Linked DNA regions of Homo sapiens: region 2 is linked to region 1. Evidence: read pairs that join two places in POLR2A ChIA-PET (ENCODE). Cell type or tissue: endothelial cell of umbilical vein. All regions are shown on one strand.

Region 1 (8,000 bases):
TCCCATCCTCTTTTAGCTGACGATGCAGCAGCTAGGTGTGTGGGAGTTAGCCTCTTGGCAACTCCTGGGCCATGGAGGAATGGCCAACCACCCAAGTTGCCTACAGATTTTCCCAAGCACATGTCTATCAACATGTGCTGTCAGCCAGGCAAATTGTTTCATTGGTCTTGGATGCTTTTCCATTCACTCTGTACTGATTGAAAATTAATCCATAATTCAAGGTTCAGCTCATATACCTCCACCACTTCCTTATTGCCCCAGTGAGAATAAATGGTTCTCCTTTTGGGTTGCCACAGCACAAACCTCCGTGTATTATATCTGACCAATAGGGTTTACTACTCTCATCTCCCTACTTCATTAAAAGGCAAGAACAATTTTTATTGATCCTTGTATATCCTGCCCTCAATTCTAGTGCCGAACACAGCATCAAACACAAAGCAGAGGCTCAACAAATGCTGAATCGAACTGAATTCAATTAATTGAAGAAAGGGTTGTTTACTGACACTGTACTAACACTTCTAATATTATCCTGCCTCACTAGGGAGTCTTCACTGGGGGCAGGGGTCTGGAGTACAATCAGAATCAACTGGACAGTTTTCCAAACTATACAGGCTAATGGTAGTGGACTGTGTTAAAAAGCTATTCAGGATACTCCGAAATTATCCCTGCTCACATCTCACCAATCCTTATGCTAGTTGAGGACCTTCAAAGAACCCTCCCTGTCCAAAATACATCATTCAGAATCTTCTGTTTAGCTCTCTTCATTTTAGTGAAAGTCTCCTAAAACTAGTCCTGGATGTGTTTTCATCACACTTGAAGTTTAATTAACTGATAACTCAGGCACAATGGAAATACTTAGATAGATGCTCTTAAATTACATTTAAACAAAACTATTTACAAGCGATCTAGTAAAAATCTGTGTCTTTAATGGGCTATTTTTAATGTTTCCTAAACAAATTATTGTAGGTGGGCCAATTTTCCCTCTTTACTTGTTACTTAGAAGCCCATTTGGACATGTTCTACCCCGATCTGGTTCTCTCACCCCACTGGCTACAGAATAGTGTGTTTTTGTTTGAAAGGGTCAAAACATTAAGAATGTGACATCCAAAATATGTGCTATTTTTTTTTCCTGGAGTCAAAACCCCTAAAGTATAAATCGTTTTTAAATGAAGAAAGCAGTGCCAAAAGGAATGAAACATATTTGGTCCTTCTCCAAAACAGAGAGATAGCACTGAAACAGGAAGTGGATGATTTAAATATCCACTCGGCATCTTGGCAACATATTTATGTTTAAGGGACTTAAGGTTAAAAGGTTTTTGTCTGGCCTGGGAACACTCTATCTTCCCTAGGGTTTGGAGGTTTGGGGAAAACTTTTAACAACTTATCAAATATTTGCAATTAGCCATTTTTTGGAGAACAAATTGTTACTGAGAATGTCATAGGAAATGTTCCCTATAAGCTGCATGCTACCATTACTCTCCTGCTTCTTATGATAATCTCTTTAGCCACCTAGCTTCATGTGGTAGAAAGTTATTATTTTCTATAAAGAAAGAAGAATGTGGTTCGAGTTCTTGTAACTACTTCTCCCAAAGTTGGAACTACACAGAATGACTGAATAAGCAGAATGCAAAATTGGGGTTTAATTGATTTTGTGTGTGCTGTTTCCAAGGACCACTTAGTGGGCCCATTCTTATAGCTAGAAATCGACAATATCGGGAGTGTTTACACAAGGAAGTAGGCCTTCTCCTACTTCCCACCCTTCAGAGATGAGAGACTGCTATTATCCATTTACCAGCGCACCACTGGAAAGAATAGTTAAAAAAAAAAAAAAAATGAGCTCAAGGTTTTTGGTCTAAAAGACTGGAATAATGGTGTTTTCATTTACCAAACTTAGGAAGAACATACAAGGAGGAACTATGGGAGTGCAAGTCAGTAGTTCAGCTTTGAACATTTTATATTTGTCACAACAATTAGGCATTTGATTGGAATTGTTAAATAAGCAGTTGGATATACAAGTCTGGGGTTCAGGGAAGAGGTCCTGAATATATTTTTTTGGGAGTCAGGCATTTGCATGGTATTTAATGCCAAGAGACAAGACGAGACCAAGCCAGTGAGTTATTAGATAGAGGAGCTCAGTCCCAGGATAATTTTTAGGGTCTTCCAACATTTAAAGGTCAGAGTAAAGACCAGCAAAGGAGACTGAGAAGAGTGGCCAATGGGGCAGAAAGAGAACCAGGAGGGTGAGATGTGCTAGAAGCCAAATGAAGAAAGGACTTCCAAAAGAAGGAAGTGATCAACTGTGTCAAACGCTCATGTATTAATTAAGATGAGAATTGAGAATTGATCATTGGCTTTGGCAATGTAGAAATATTGATGATCTTGAAAAGCATCAAGGATGGTAGAGAAAAAGCCTGATTGGCATGGGTTCAACAGAAGATGGGAGGAAAAGAACTCGGAGCAGTGAATAGAGACAACATTTTCAGAATTTTTTTTGAAAGAGGGGCAGAGGATTGGAATAGGAGCTGGAGAGTTGTATGGGTTTAATGAAGATTTCTTTTTTTCTTTTAGCTTAAGACTAGATATATTTTGACATGCTTGTATGATGATGAGAATAATCTAGTAGAAAGAGATCATTGATGATGCATAAGAGAGGTGACAATTGCTAGAGCAATGTCCTTGGGTAGATAAGAGAGCATGAAACCTAGAGCTAAGTAGGGTTGACCTTCAATAGGAGCATGGACAAATCAGGCATCGTTGCAGGAGTAAAGACAAACTATCCAGATTCAGCTGTAAGTATATTGGAAAATATGATGGTAGAAGCCTGTGATGCTCTTATCTGATTGCCTCTATTTTCTCAGTTCAATAAGGAAGCAAATTCTTCAACTAAGACTAGGTTAGGGAAGCAGGAGGTTTGGAGACTTCAAGGCAACAGAGGATGTTTGGACTTGGGAAACAGCAGACTTGCCAGGTAGCACTAAGGACCCAGTTGACATTACTGGTAACAAATTTTAAGTAAAAGCACTTAGCTTAGCTGCGTGTTTTCCTCCAGCTGGATTTAGCTTCCTGTCTGCTTGCTACATGGAGAGCAGTGTTTAGAGTGATGAATCAGGGGATGTCAGCTGGTAAAGGACGGTGGGTGGCTGAGGCATGTGGGAACACAAGATCATTGGAGGACAGAAGCCCAAGGAACTAAGAGGCCAGGGTATTAGAATGATCACAGACATGAATGTTGAAATCGCTGAGAATTATGGCAGAAGTAGCATTGGAAAGAGTTAAAACCAGGAGCTAACATCTAGAAATGAAGGGAAGTAATGCAGGGATCAGGAAATGACTGCAACAAGGAGGGGTAGAGGATAATATTTTCAGGAAGGAATATAGCTGTGGAGCAAGGAGACAATTGCGTCTACTTCCAGGCTCTGTGATACAAAGGGTATGGAAGCTGTCGGAAGAGCTATAAATCACGAGAGGAAGTATAGAGCATGAAGTTGCAGGGAACATTCAAAGAAGAGTTTGAGATACAGGGTCTTGGCTAATGACTTATCTGGAGTTCCAGAGAAATCAGAAAGGGGAAAGACATTGGGTCAGAGCAGGAGATGCATAGAGCCAGTTGGCTGTGGGAGTAGGGGTTCCACAAGGAGCTGGAAGTCCTGGGGGTCTTGCAGAATGTAAGGCATCATGCAGTCAGTCCCAGTGGTCTCTCATGAAGAGTGTAGTGGTGAGACTGGGACTGCTGTGGAGGGATTTCCTTCCAAGAACACACAGAATTCTGGGGCTCCCTTTCCCTTTCTACTGAGGTTGATTGGAGGCTTGGGAAGGAGTTGGTTACTAAGAGCACACAAAGCCCTGGGGACCACCTTCATTCCTCTAACCCTACGGAAGATGCTATTTATTCCATACCTTGTTTAATGCTTCAGTGCAGCTGGTCCACAAGTGTTTGCTGTATCCAGAAGAAGGTCAGATAAAGAGTGAAGGCACACCCCTGTTGGAAAAGAAGCAACAGTCTCTCTATGATTGTTGATTCACTGTTTGCCTGTTGACTCCTGGAATTAACACTCAACAGAGTCAAGAAACCTGGGTATTGGTCTTGACTGAGTGTCCTTGGATAAATGCCTCCCCCAGTTTGAATTTGAATTTCTTCTCTGTAAAATAAGGGAGCTGGATCACGTGACATCTAGGTTCCTTTCAAGCCCTGAATCTGAGTCTTTAACTGTGGCTTCCTAGATTTTGGGATTGGCCTACATTGGCCCCTGCTTCCTACCCTTTATTCTCAGTTTTGCCGTGGTCTAGCTTTTCATTTCTTATGTCAGGAGCATGGGCCAGCCACAGTACTTTTGACTAGGTTGCTTGCTGTCCCTTAGGTGACTGTGTCCTCATCATGTCCGGACAAGTGATGCCAAGGATTGCTGCAACTCTAGCTGGCCTTTGGGGATGAAGTGGGTTAGAACCCAACACACACTAATATGGTTGGAATTTAGGCTGTGCATATTGTCTGAGAAGCAACTATCAAATTGCTTGTATGTCTGTGACACAAAGAACAAGAAGAGATGAAAGGAGAACATATACTCCATGTTGTCTCTCCGGCTGGTCCTCAAGTTGTAGAATTTCTGCCTCTTTTTTCCCCAGTGCTAGTGGGACTTCCCAGTCCCAGTGCCTCCTGGAGAAGTTTCCCGTCATTGTTCTTGGATAAGGAAAACTCTGCTTGGGGTTTTGGTACATGTCACTCTTGCTTTGTGAATATTTACTAAACATGGTTTTGGCTGTATAGCTCTGATGCACTGTAATGATATCATTCACCTATCTGAAGTCTCACTGTTTAGAGGGGTGACCCTCTAAACCATTTCTCATGTTTTTTAAGGTTGAAGGAATGTTTAGCTGAGCCTATGAGGTCCTATACCAAAATTTTACCTATCTTCTGGAAGCTAGCAAGGCCTAGGATTTTTACTAAACTGAAAAATTCAATGAATTAGTGGAACTGAGAAATTTGGTGTTTAGAGAAAATGAAAATATAGACAGAATACTTACCACCATTTACAAATATACAATATTCTCAAAAGAACCAATTATCAAATAAAACATTTTAAGATATCTATCCTTTGAAAAACAAAGCCTATTAATTTTTTAAAAACTATCCTCGAACTGGCATATATCCCCTTTGTAAAATATCAATTCCTTAAGAATCTTTCTTTCAAAATAGCAATTGTGATAACCAGGGTCATTCACTTGTGAACTTGTCTTGTCTCCTCTTAACTAGATCCAGAACATTTGTTTTGCTCAGTGCTATCCTGCTTTCACTCAGCCTATCTAAAGTTTTACTAATTTAGTTCAGTTGTATAACTTCCCTCCAGGAGTAGTCATCTCCAGCTTTAAAATTTTATTTTTCTGGAATCATGCAAGAGTTTGTTATGCACAAATATGGACTATAGGCTTTAAAAAAGCTAAATTTTATGTCAAATTGGAATTTATCTCAGTGTCTGATTATATAATGTGATGTTGCAAATCAATAGATGTGTCCCTAGCACTGCATCAAGTAAGGATGAGGAACACAGGGGCCATGTCAATCCAAGAGCTTCACAGTTTGTCCATTGGCAGCCATTTATTGAAGGAAATTGCTAGATTCTTGGATTTTCCACTTATTAATTTTCACATGCTGGAAAAGGTGCGAATTTGACTAGTTCCATTTAGTCTGCAATTTAAAAGCTACCCCAAAATATTTGAAAGAGCTTATGACATCATTCTTAGATCATGTGTACATGCTCAGAAACCAAACCTATTCCTGAATAGCCCCTTTCTCTTCAGCCAATTTAAGCAATCAGTAGACTGTTTTGTATATGCAACATTAACTCATTTGGAAGATTTATGCTTATGCTGTTGCTCTGACTGAGCTGGTCAGAGGATTTTAGAAGTTTCCAGGCGAATGGGTAAAATGTAGGGAGTAAGCACACTTTGAAGTGAACTGTGCCATCATAGGATCAATGTATTCAAATAGACACTGGAGAAGACATTTCCACTGTTTCCCATACTAGTTACATTTCATTGACAATCCCATGGCTTCAATAGGTGAGACTCTACTGTGTCAGAAGGTAGAACAATGAGCTTCAGTCTTCTTGAACTTCTCTTGTGAAACCTGTTTCCTTCCTGGCTTTATTAAAAAATTATGTCTTCTGTTTTTGGAAAAGTAGCTGTCAGAGGATTAGAGACAATTCATTGAATTGGATTACTTGTTGTCACAAATATTATAATAGTATTGTAGAGCACAGACCAACGGAGAGCTGTTCCCATTTGCTAGGATGTTGTTACTGCTTCGGTTTTATTTTTATTTAAATTTTTTATCTCTGCTATTCTCCTTTATGGTCAAAATTGTAAAGAGTGCATCTTTGGAGGAATGCAAGGTAGGCAAGCTTGCTAAGAGCTTCTACAAGACTACCTTAAAAGAAGACTTATATTTAACAAACAGAATCTCAACATATGGACATACACCCTCTTGAGCTGGTTAGAAAGGACTTTTTTCTTTATTTGCTCTTTTTGACCACTGACATTTATTTTAATTTTTTTCATTTTTAAACATTTTTATTTTGAAATAAAGTAAAAGATTAACAGGAAGTTACAAAATAGTATAGAAAGGTCCCAGGTACCCAGTTTTCCCCAGTAGTAACATCTTGCATAACTACAGTGCAATACCAAAACCCAAGAAATTGACATTCGTGTGATTCACAACGTTATTCAGGTAAGAAGGTCTTTTTAAAACAAGAAATAATTCATTACAACCACGGGGTTCCTCTAAAAACTGTCCCTTTAACTGAAGAACACCTGATTGTTTGTTGTTTATTCAGTACTTCTCCACATTTTGCAGAGGCACACAAAATCATTTTTATAAATCCCAACCTATGAAGGACAGAACAAAGTCATTGTTCTATTTTTCAAAGTATACAAAAGCTAAACGAGAAAAAAATCATCTGGGAAGGCAGAAATCCATTGGTGCAAAGTTTTTAGAAAGCTAAGTGAAGTAGTAATTATCTTACTCATTCCATTATTGAAGACCTCTTCAAAATTTTATTCATTTACAATAAAATTTCAATAAATTCAATTCCATTCTATTACAATAAAATTTCCCCATATATTTCTAAAAAGTCACAGTTTTGTGGCAACAAGATTTAGAATTTTCAAACAATACTTTTTGTCACACTTGCCGTCAGCCCATTTTGTTATAACCTCATCTGTAATAAACCCAAAAGAGTTTACTCTTTTTCTTTATTTCTTGGTTAACTGTTTTTGAGTTTTATATGCACAGATAGCATTCCTTGAAGAAAGAGGCAAGGTATACATACACACAGTTGGGTTGCTATTTTTTTTCTTACAATGTATTTATACTGTTGTCAATTTAAAGACCAAAATATTCTCAGGAAAATACAATATTTTACTTTTTAAGCTTCATATTCTATGAGTAATAAATTTAGTTTTGAGGGATAAGATAGCAAACCATAAATATGGAAGCACTCTCTTAAGGTCAACATTAAATCTGATAATATGTAGAATAGATTTAAGACTATTTCGAAGTTTCAACTAGAGTTTCACCCAGTGTGCTTTCTTCTTAGGTTTTAATGCTGGTTTACAAAAGGAAAAGTAAATTGCTTTCTGGTAACAAATTATTGCAGAAGATCTTCTACTTAAAGCATAGATGCATTTTTATTTTTCATTTACTTCTCTGTTTTTGAAGGGTTCAGTGTTTATTCGGCGGAGGTTTATGTCAATTATTTAATCAGAAGCAGGCCCCAGAGTTTGCCAGTGATATTTTGGAATGTAGGGTCTACTTCAAAGAAAGGTTCCATGTCTCTTGACCCAGATGAAGCCAATTTTTCATAGTGAAGAGCAAGGTAATTCGATTTTCTTTTTCAGAGCAAAAATTATTTTTAGACTGAATTTGATGGGTCATATTTCTCTGCTCAGTAAATCTTGCAATTATCACTCCACACTGGAAAATGTAACTCAATGACCCACCATTG
Region 2 (8,000 bases), 110 kb after region 1:
GTTCTTTTTCATTCTCTCTGAGTCTTTAATGCTCCTAAACATGTAATAAAATCAGCACCCTCCCCATAAAAATGTCTATTATTTTTCCCTGATTTAATTTTTAAACATGGCTTCCTCATAAGAGATCTTGTCTTGTTAATAAAATACTATTGCCACAATTTTACTTGAACCTTTAAGGATGATGTCCTATAGTCTCAAACCAGAAGATACCAAAATGGAGAAAAGACAAAATGAAGGGAATAAGAGCAACATTCTTTAAACTACGGGGAACACGGAGTAAAAAAATCAAACAAGACGACCTATACTATAGTTGAGATGAAAATAAGAATTTTGCCAGTGTTGCAGAAGTTTTGAGAAATATTTGCTAGGGAAGCTGGGGTCGGGGGACACTGGGGCAAGAGGAAAACTCGTTCCTTGCTCCAGTGTCTTGCTACGGAAGCTTCTGCAAGTTCTTCTGGCTCTCGTCTGGCATATATTTAGACCCTGGCCCTTCCAAATGTAATAACATCTCATTGGTCTCCTCATTTGCCATGTCTGCAAGACTTTAATTCATTTGAACTTTCTATCTGAAAGGCACAAACTAAAACATGGTTATCTTGTTACTTAAATACACTGAGGCAGCAAGGCCTGGTGTTAAAGACCTAAAATATCTTCAGTGTAAAAGCCACAGCATTAGAAGAGAGCTTTCCCATTGCATATATATTTTTTTCTTATCTTGTAACACCAGGGCCCTTAAGCAATGGTTCCAGGAATGGAAGAAAAGCCAATCCTCTCTACTTTTTCATGCTACTCGTACAATCAAATAACATCATGTGGTTATTATGGACTTTTAAAATTCGTTGCATTTATTCGTCAGTGTGAACACACACACACAAGATTATTTCTCTTTCTCCAAAATATCCAATGAGCCATGTTGCTGTCAGCTGACCTTTGCTGCAGAAAGGTACCTTTCTCCAAGTGTTTGTGCCAACAGATGAGCTAAAAGCAGTTACCAAGTAACAAAGTGGAATACTCCACAATAAACCCTCTTCCAACCAGCATAGGTGGGAAGTTCATGGATTCTGGTCAAACAAACATTTTATTTCATAGAGAAGTACTTTATAGATCATTTGTGGATTGCCAGTTTTTTTAAAAAATAGATCCACAATAAAATGCATTTGATTTAAACTCTATTAAACAAAATTCAATAATTCTCAGATGATTCAGATAAACTTCAGGATCCCACACTCCTTCTGAATCATCTGGGAACATCACTTGGCTTTGTTCTGTAGCATATGGCAAACAGGTTAATACTGGCATCTGCTGAATTTTCACAGAAGGAACAAATGGATTATTATGCTTTTATTACAATCCAGTGGTTGGTTAGGTATGATTTTTACTAGTCAGCAGCATTTCAAATACATTTAAATCTGGCGTGTGGAAAATCAGAAATGTCAACATTTTGTCTTTCACTGAAGCATGAAGCAGACCCTGTGCTATCGTTTGATATAATAAGGATCCTGTGTACTTGTCTTTTTGGACAAATTCTGCTTTGTGGTGAAATTAGCTTTCATGCATTACTGGTATTAAATTGACAATTTGTCGATGATTATCAAAAGCCTTTAAAATGAGCATACTCTTAAACTCGGAAATTAAACTCAGAAATTCTAACTTCTGAGAAGTTTTCCTAAGTAAATAATTGAACAAGTGATTAAAGTGAGTCTGTAATAATGTCCTTAGCAGCATTGTTTATAAGAAGATATAAAGTTGAAAACAATCTTAAATGTGCCTCAGTAGAAAATTGGTTAGTCATAATAGATCCATGTAATCATTATGTATGTGTATACCTAAGTGGTAATACTGTGTTGCTATTGAAATTATATATTGCTAACATGTTAAAAATAGTCATAAACAAGGTAAATTAAAGAAATGGTTTGTGAAATGATATGTATGACATAACCCTATTTTATTAAAAACAAAAATGTCTGTGCATGCACAGGAAAATGGTAGAATATATCACATACTCATCATGTTCAAATCTGGGTTTGCATGATTCTCGGGAGTGGCTTTTACTTTCTCCTTTATATATTTTGAATTGTTTGGTTTTAAAAAAAATTTATGTGTGCGTTGCTTTTAAAATCCAAAAGAATGAACAATTCAGGGTACTTTTTTTTCAATTTCGGAAGAAAAAATAATAAACCTGTGGTGTTAGTAGGATGGGAAGCTCACCATGAGGGAGAGGCCTAAAAGCTAAGAAATGACTGTTTGCTTTGCTTGCCTAACGCTAATGTAGGGAGCCTCAGAGTTGAAGAATTTTCACCCCTATCAAGTCATTTGGCATGGACACAATTTTACCTATAAAGTCAACTGATATGTTCTTGAACCAGCAACTGGACATGTTATGATTGAAAATGCCATGAAACCATTTTAGCTCTTTTTTTGTTCTTAACTTTGTAAATAATTTTAATATGTTTCTTTATTAGTAGTCATAAAAAGATCCATAGATATTTTGCCCCGTGATATCGTTAGGCTTTGTGTCCCTACCCAAATCTCATCTTGAATTGTACTCCCCGTAATCTCCATGTGTCAAGAGAGAGACCAGGTGGAGGTAACTGAATCATGGGTGCAGTTTCCCCCGTGCTATTCTCATGACAGTGAGTTCTCACGAGATCTGATGGTTTTATAAGGGGGGGCTCTTCCTCCTTCACTTGGCGCTTCTTCCTGCCACCTAGTGAAGAAGGTGCCTTGCTTCCCCTTCACCTTCTGCCATAATTGTAAGTTTCCTGAGGCCTCACCAGCCATGCTGAACTGTGAATCAATTAAACCTCTTTCCTTTATAAGTTACCCAGTCTCGGGCAGTTCTTTATAGCAGTGTGAAACGGACTAATACACTCTAGTAGCTGTGTATCCTAGAAAATGGGCTCCCAATGGAGAATGATTGCCTATAAACTTTAAGCTGTACCAAGCAAGAAGAGGTAGAAGAGATAGTGGAGATGATCGGTTGTTCAGGTTGCTCCACTGAGAAATCAAAGATGAAGAGAGGTTACATGTGATGTGGCCTACGTGGCAAATCTAGTTCATGTCAGAGCTAACAGCCAGCAATATCCAGCCATGAAGCCCAGTGGGTAGGTGAAAAGAGAAAGATGGTAAGTTCTGAAAATAGTGGGAAATTAAGGACTTAAGGTTATATTCCATTAAGGGGACGGAGGAGTTTTGCTTTTAGGATAGGTGTATAAGTTCGTTCTTGCACTGCCGTAAAGAACTGCCCAAGATGGGTAATTTATAAAGAAAAGAGGTTTAACTGACTCACTCATAGCTGGGGAGGCCTCAGGAAACTTACAATCATGGAGGAAGGGGAAGCAGGCACCTTCTTTACAAAGCAGCAGAAGAGAGAAGAGTGAGCGAAGGAGGAACTTGCCAAACACTTATAAAAACCTTGAGAGAATTCACTCACTGTCACGAGCACAGCATGAGGGAACCACCCCCATGATCCAGTCAGCTCCCACCACATTCCTTCCTCAACACCTGACACGGGGGATTACAATGCAAGATGAGATTTGGGTGGGGACACAAAGCCTAACCCTATCAATAGGGATGTCCCATACGGAGTTTTATGCCTCTTGCTTGTCTTGGAAGAAGAAGGCCCCAAGTAACAGTCATGACCTCATGGCTGATCCAGAGATGTAGAAAAGCAAATTGAGACTTCCTGTTTGATTAGTTTAGGAAGCAGTTATTAAGGATTGATTCTCCCTGTTGCGGTTAAAGCTGTCTACCAAGAAATAAGCCAAAGGAACATTAGGCCAAGAATCTGAAGGGTGAAGCCAAACCACTGGGAAGGGCTTTCTACTTCAACTACAATGTGATTGAATTAGAAAGGAACATTCGAATCCTGTCATGTCACCTCAAATTCAACAAGTCTAAAATTGAACTCATTTTTCCTCACGAAGCGGCTCCTTAACTGAACTTTCCTAATAACAGGAAGACACTGCAGTGTAGAATGCTTTGCCACAACATATCTATCTATTATTTCATTTGATTGTCACACACAAGAAAATTTAACTCTAAAATTTAACTTTAAATTTAACTTTAAAAGGTTAATCAAAGGGCTGCAAATTAGTAAGAGACCAATTCTAAAACCCAAGTTTTCTGAATCCTAATCTAGTCATCCATTATCAACTATATCACATTGCCCCCCCATATTTGTGAAATAAACCAGCCCATTTTATAGAATTACTAAGTGACATTTTATTTGTATTGGCTTTTGAGGATTGCACATGAGCAGATTTTAGTAAATATGAAGTCAGATTTTCTCAAGTAGCAAAGAAGAAACCAACCAACCTTCGGAATCATTAATCCTGTTTTTTATGAGATACCTCAGTGAAAAAACATTCATAGCATTCTTATTATTGAAGTCAAAAGATGACACAGATGAAATAAAGTACTGACTCTAAGCCTAAAAATGCCTAACTTACAACTCTAACATGAGCAAACCATCATCAGTTATATTAGGTTAATATATGGTATAAGTAGTATGGTTCTACTGTTTTGTTTTAATTTGCAAATTATTTTGGCTTTGCAATGATATAAGAATTATAAGCCTGTTCTAGAGAAGTACCATGCAACATTGTACCTATAGTTAACAATATGGTTAACAATTTTAACAATTTAAAGTGTATTGTACACTTTAAAATATGCCAACAGGGTGGATTTCATGTTAAGTGTTCTTACCACAGTTTTAAAAAGAATTATTAGCATGAAATGTTTACATATCTGGGTTTCTATTTTGTAGATATGTAAGTAACATTGTAATAAAAACACTGTAACTCTCCAATACAAAAAGCAGCTTCCTACACAATGCAGCCCCATACCCATACCCAACCCATTGACCCATCAAGCCAGCACCCATCCTTTCTTGGCACTCTGTATCTCAGTACACATTCTACCTTCAAAAACAGCTAAGTCAAACGTGTCAAAATAGCTATTTCCTCTTGAGTTTGAGCATCTGCAGTTGCCCAGCCCCAATTCTTTATTTGGAAATAAGTATTAGGAGAAACATATCTAGCATAGTGATATTGATTTGTAATTTCCTCAAATAGACATTCACTTTAGATGACTACAAAAGCTAAATAGAGCTCAGGAGCTCGAGACCATCCTGGGCAACATAATGAAACACCATCTCTTAAAAAAAAAAATACAAAAGTTAGCTGGGTGTGGTGGTGTGCACCCATAGTCCCAGCTACTCAGGAGGCTGAGGTGGGACAATTGCTTGAGCCTGGGAGGTCAAGGCTGCAGTGAGCTGTGATCACACCACTGCATTCTGGCCTGGGTGACAGAGTTAGACTGTGTCTCAAAAAAAAAAAAAAAAAAAAAAAAAGCTAAATAATATATACACATGTGAAGTCCTCTGTGTCTCTTCTGCCTTCTTCAGCTCATAGACATCTATCTAAATACACACCTGTGGGCCATTGTGATGTGCCCAGCATGTGGGTGGTATGATACTAAGGCACATTTTAGAGCAAAAGAGGGGGGCCTTAAAGGGAGCTGCCACCCCTTCAAAATGCACTGACTCTGAAGCATCCTACCAATTGTCAGTAACACCTTCTCTCGCCAGGGAAAAGGAACTGGAGGGAAAAACAAAATCCAAGCAAAGAAGATATCCTACTCCCAATTTTAATAATATTTATTATTTAATATAATATTTAATTTTAATAATATGTATTATTTAATAATATTTATTATAATATAATATTTATTATAATTATTAAATAATTTTAATAATTTTGGCTTATTAGCACCAAAGTCCCGGTTGGTAGTGTAACTTGATTCTTTTCTGATCTTCGTGACAGTGTCTACACAAATAACTCATGCAACATGCTGTATCTTTTGAAGTAAGCATTTTGTTTATTTTTGGTTCAATACTTTGGGTCCCTTCTTCTAAATCTTACAAGGCCAGGCCCGGTGGCTCACGCCTGTAATCCCAGCACTTTGGGAGGCCGAGGCGGGCGGATCATGAGGTCAGGAGTTGGAGACCAGCCTGGCCAGCTTGGCAAAACCCCATCTCTACTAAAATACAAAAATTAGCTGGGCATGGTGGCATGTGCCTGTAATCCCAGCTGCTCGGGAGGCTGAGGTAGGAGAATCACTTGATCCCAGGAGGTGGAGGTGGCAGTGAGCCGAGATTGTGCTGCTGCACTCCAGCCCGGGTGACAGTGCAAGACTGGGTCTCAAAAAAAAAAAAAAAAAAAAAAAAAAAACTAACCCACAGTTTCCAAAGGCAACTTGCTTTTGTGCAGAATGTTTTAGTTTAAGTTGTTATTTGGTCATTGTAAATTATCTTCTGTAGCTATTGGATTCATGTTTTTCAAATAGTTAAAAGTTTGAAAGCTAGCTGACTAGGTCGCTAAACTTAAGGAACTGAACCATCCTTTTAGACGTATGTGGTTCATTAAGCAGTGAAGTTCAGAAAAGGGCTCAGGGCTGTTCCTGCCAAGAGGTTGGTGAAGACACGTGGCAAGTGGCACGCTCAAGAGGTTGTCTTTGTAATGTTGCAGAATCGCCTACCAGAGGAATGACGATGATGAAGAGGAGGCAGCCCGGGAACGGCGCCGCCGAGCCCGACAGGAACGGCTGCGGCAGAAGCAGGAGGAAGAATCCTTGGGACAGGTGACCGACCAGGTGGAGGTGAATGCCCAGAACAGGTACTGTCCTCTTTGGGACGGGGAGTTTCTAACTTGCGTCTTAGCCTGTCCGTTGAATGGAATTTGTTGAGCAGAGCATTCCTTTCTCAGCCCAACTCAACCCTTTTTCAATCTAACTGGTTTAATTATTTTGCAGTCATTTTAGGCAACTAATCTGATTAGACAGGCAATCTGATTTAGACACTAGGACACACTATTCTATTTCTCTCCACCCCGTTCCCATCTCATAAACATACCCCAGTTGAAGGCTTTTATTTCATTTCACAATCTAGCATTTGTTTAATTTAATAAGTATGGTGTGCTATATCTTAAAAATAAGTATGGTCTATTTTTTCTGTTTAATTCTTTCTTTAAATTTCAATAGTTTTGGGGGAACAGGTGGGGTTTTGGTTACACAGATAAGTTCTTTAATGGTGATTTCTGATATTTTGGTGCACTCGTCACCCGAGCAGTACACACCACGCCCAATGCGCAGTATTTTCCCCCTCACACCCTCCTACCTTTCTCCCCGAGTCCCCAGTGTCCATTATATCACTTTTCTACCTTTGCATCCTCATAGCTTAGCTCCCACTTGTAAGTGAGAACATTTGATATTTGGTTTTCCATTCCTGAGTTACTTCACTTCAAATAATGGTCTCCAACTCCATCCAGGTTGCGGTGAATTCCATTATTGTGTTCCTTTTTATGGCTGAATAGTATTCCATGGTGTGTGTATATATACGTGTGTGTGTGTGTGTGTGTGTGTGTATATATATATATATATATATATACACCACATTTTCTTTACCCACTGCTTGGTTGATGGGCATTTAAGCTGCTTCCATATTTTTGCAATTGCAAATTGTGCTTCTATAAACATGCGTGTACCAGTATATTTTGCATATAATGACTTCTTTTCCCCTGGGTAGATACCCAGTAGTGGGACTGCTGGATCAAATGTTAGTTCTACTTTTAGTTCTTTAAGGAATCTATACTGTTTTCTGGTAGGTTATATCTTTAAATAAGGAAAAGTATTTACATTTATTCTGTAGGGTGTTGCTATCTGTTTTGAACTGAAGATATGTTAGTTTAGTAGAGTCCTCCATGGCTACCATTAATAGGTAACACGTGAATTTTTAAAGTGGGCATGAATTGCAGATGTCTTCTTTTTTCTAATATACAGCCTGAATCAATAGTCTCTGATCATTATAATATTCAACAAGATACAGAATTCCGCTTAATTTAATGTGATTATTCAAACACACTTAATGAGTTTGCTATTACGTATTTTCTCACTCGGGCCCTGGTTGAAATCAGGGAACTTGAGAATGCCTAATAGGTTCA

What was found. ChIA-PET counts read pairs that join two places held together with the same protein. Peaks named below come from ENCODE experiments on the same cell type or tissue, not always from the same donor. Only the 100,000 strongest peaks of a DNase experiment are listed, where the experiment ranks them.
Region 2: POLR2A ChIA-PET joins it to region 1 with 11 read pairs; 4 of 35 experiments call an interaction of 5 or more read pairs at or near these places.

Annotation. Positions count from the first base shown.
Region 1 is chr7:134,810,767-134,818,766 of GRCh38, forward strand. All of the region lies in intron 1 of CALD1 (caldesmon 1), which reads left to right. LOC124901750 (a long non-coding RNA gene) reads right to left here. Exons shown (of 2, transcript XR_007060537.1): 1 at 3,898-8,000. Among named protein-coding and RNA genes, the nearest start is that of CALD1, 35 kb to the left of the region's middle. In endothelial cell of umbilical vein, no CTCF peak of the experiment used is centred here; DNase peaks (open chromatin) are centred at 1,285 and 3,105; H3K27ac peaks cover 2,432 bases.
Region 2 is chr7:134,922,224-134,930,223 of GRCh38, forward strand. It overlaps CALD1 (caldesmon 1), which reads left to right. Exons shown (of 15, transcript NM_033138.4): 4 at 6,531-6,677. Among named protein-coding and RNA genes, the nearest start is that of AGBL3, 60 kb to the right of the region's middle. In endothelial cell of umbilical vein, no CTCF peak of the experiment used is centred here; no DNase peak of the experiment used is centred here.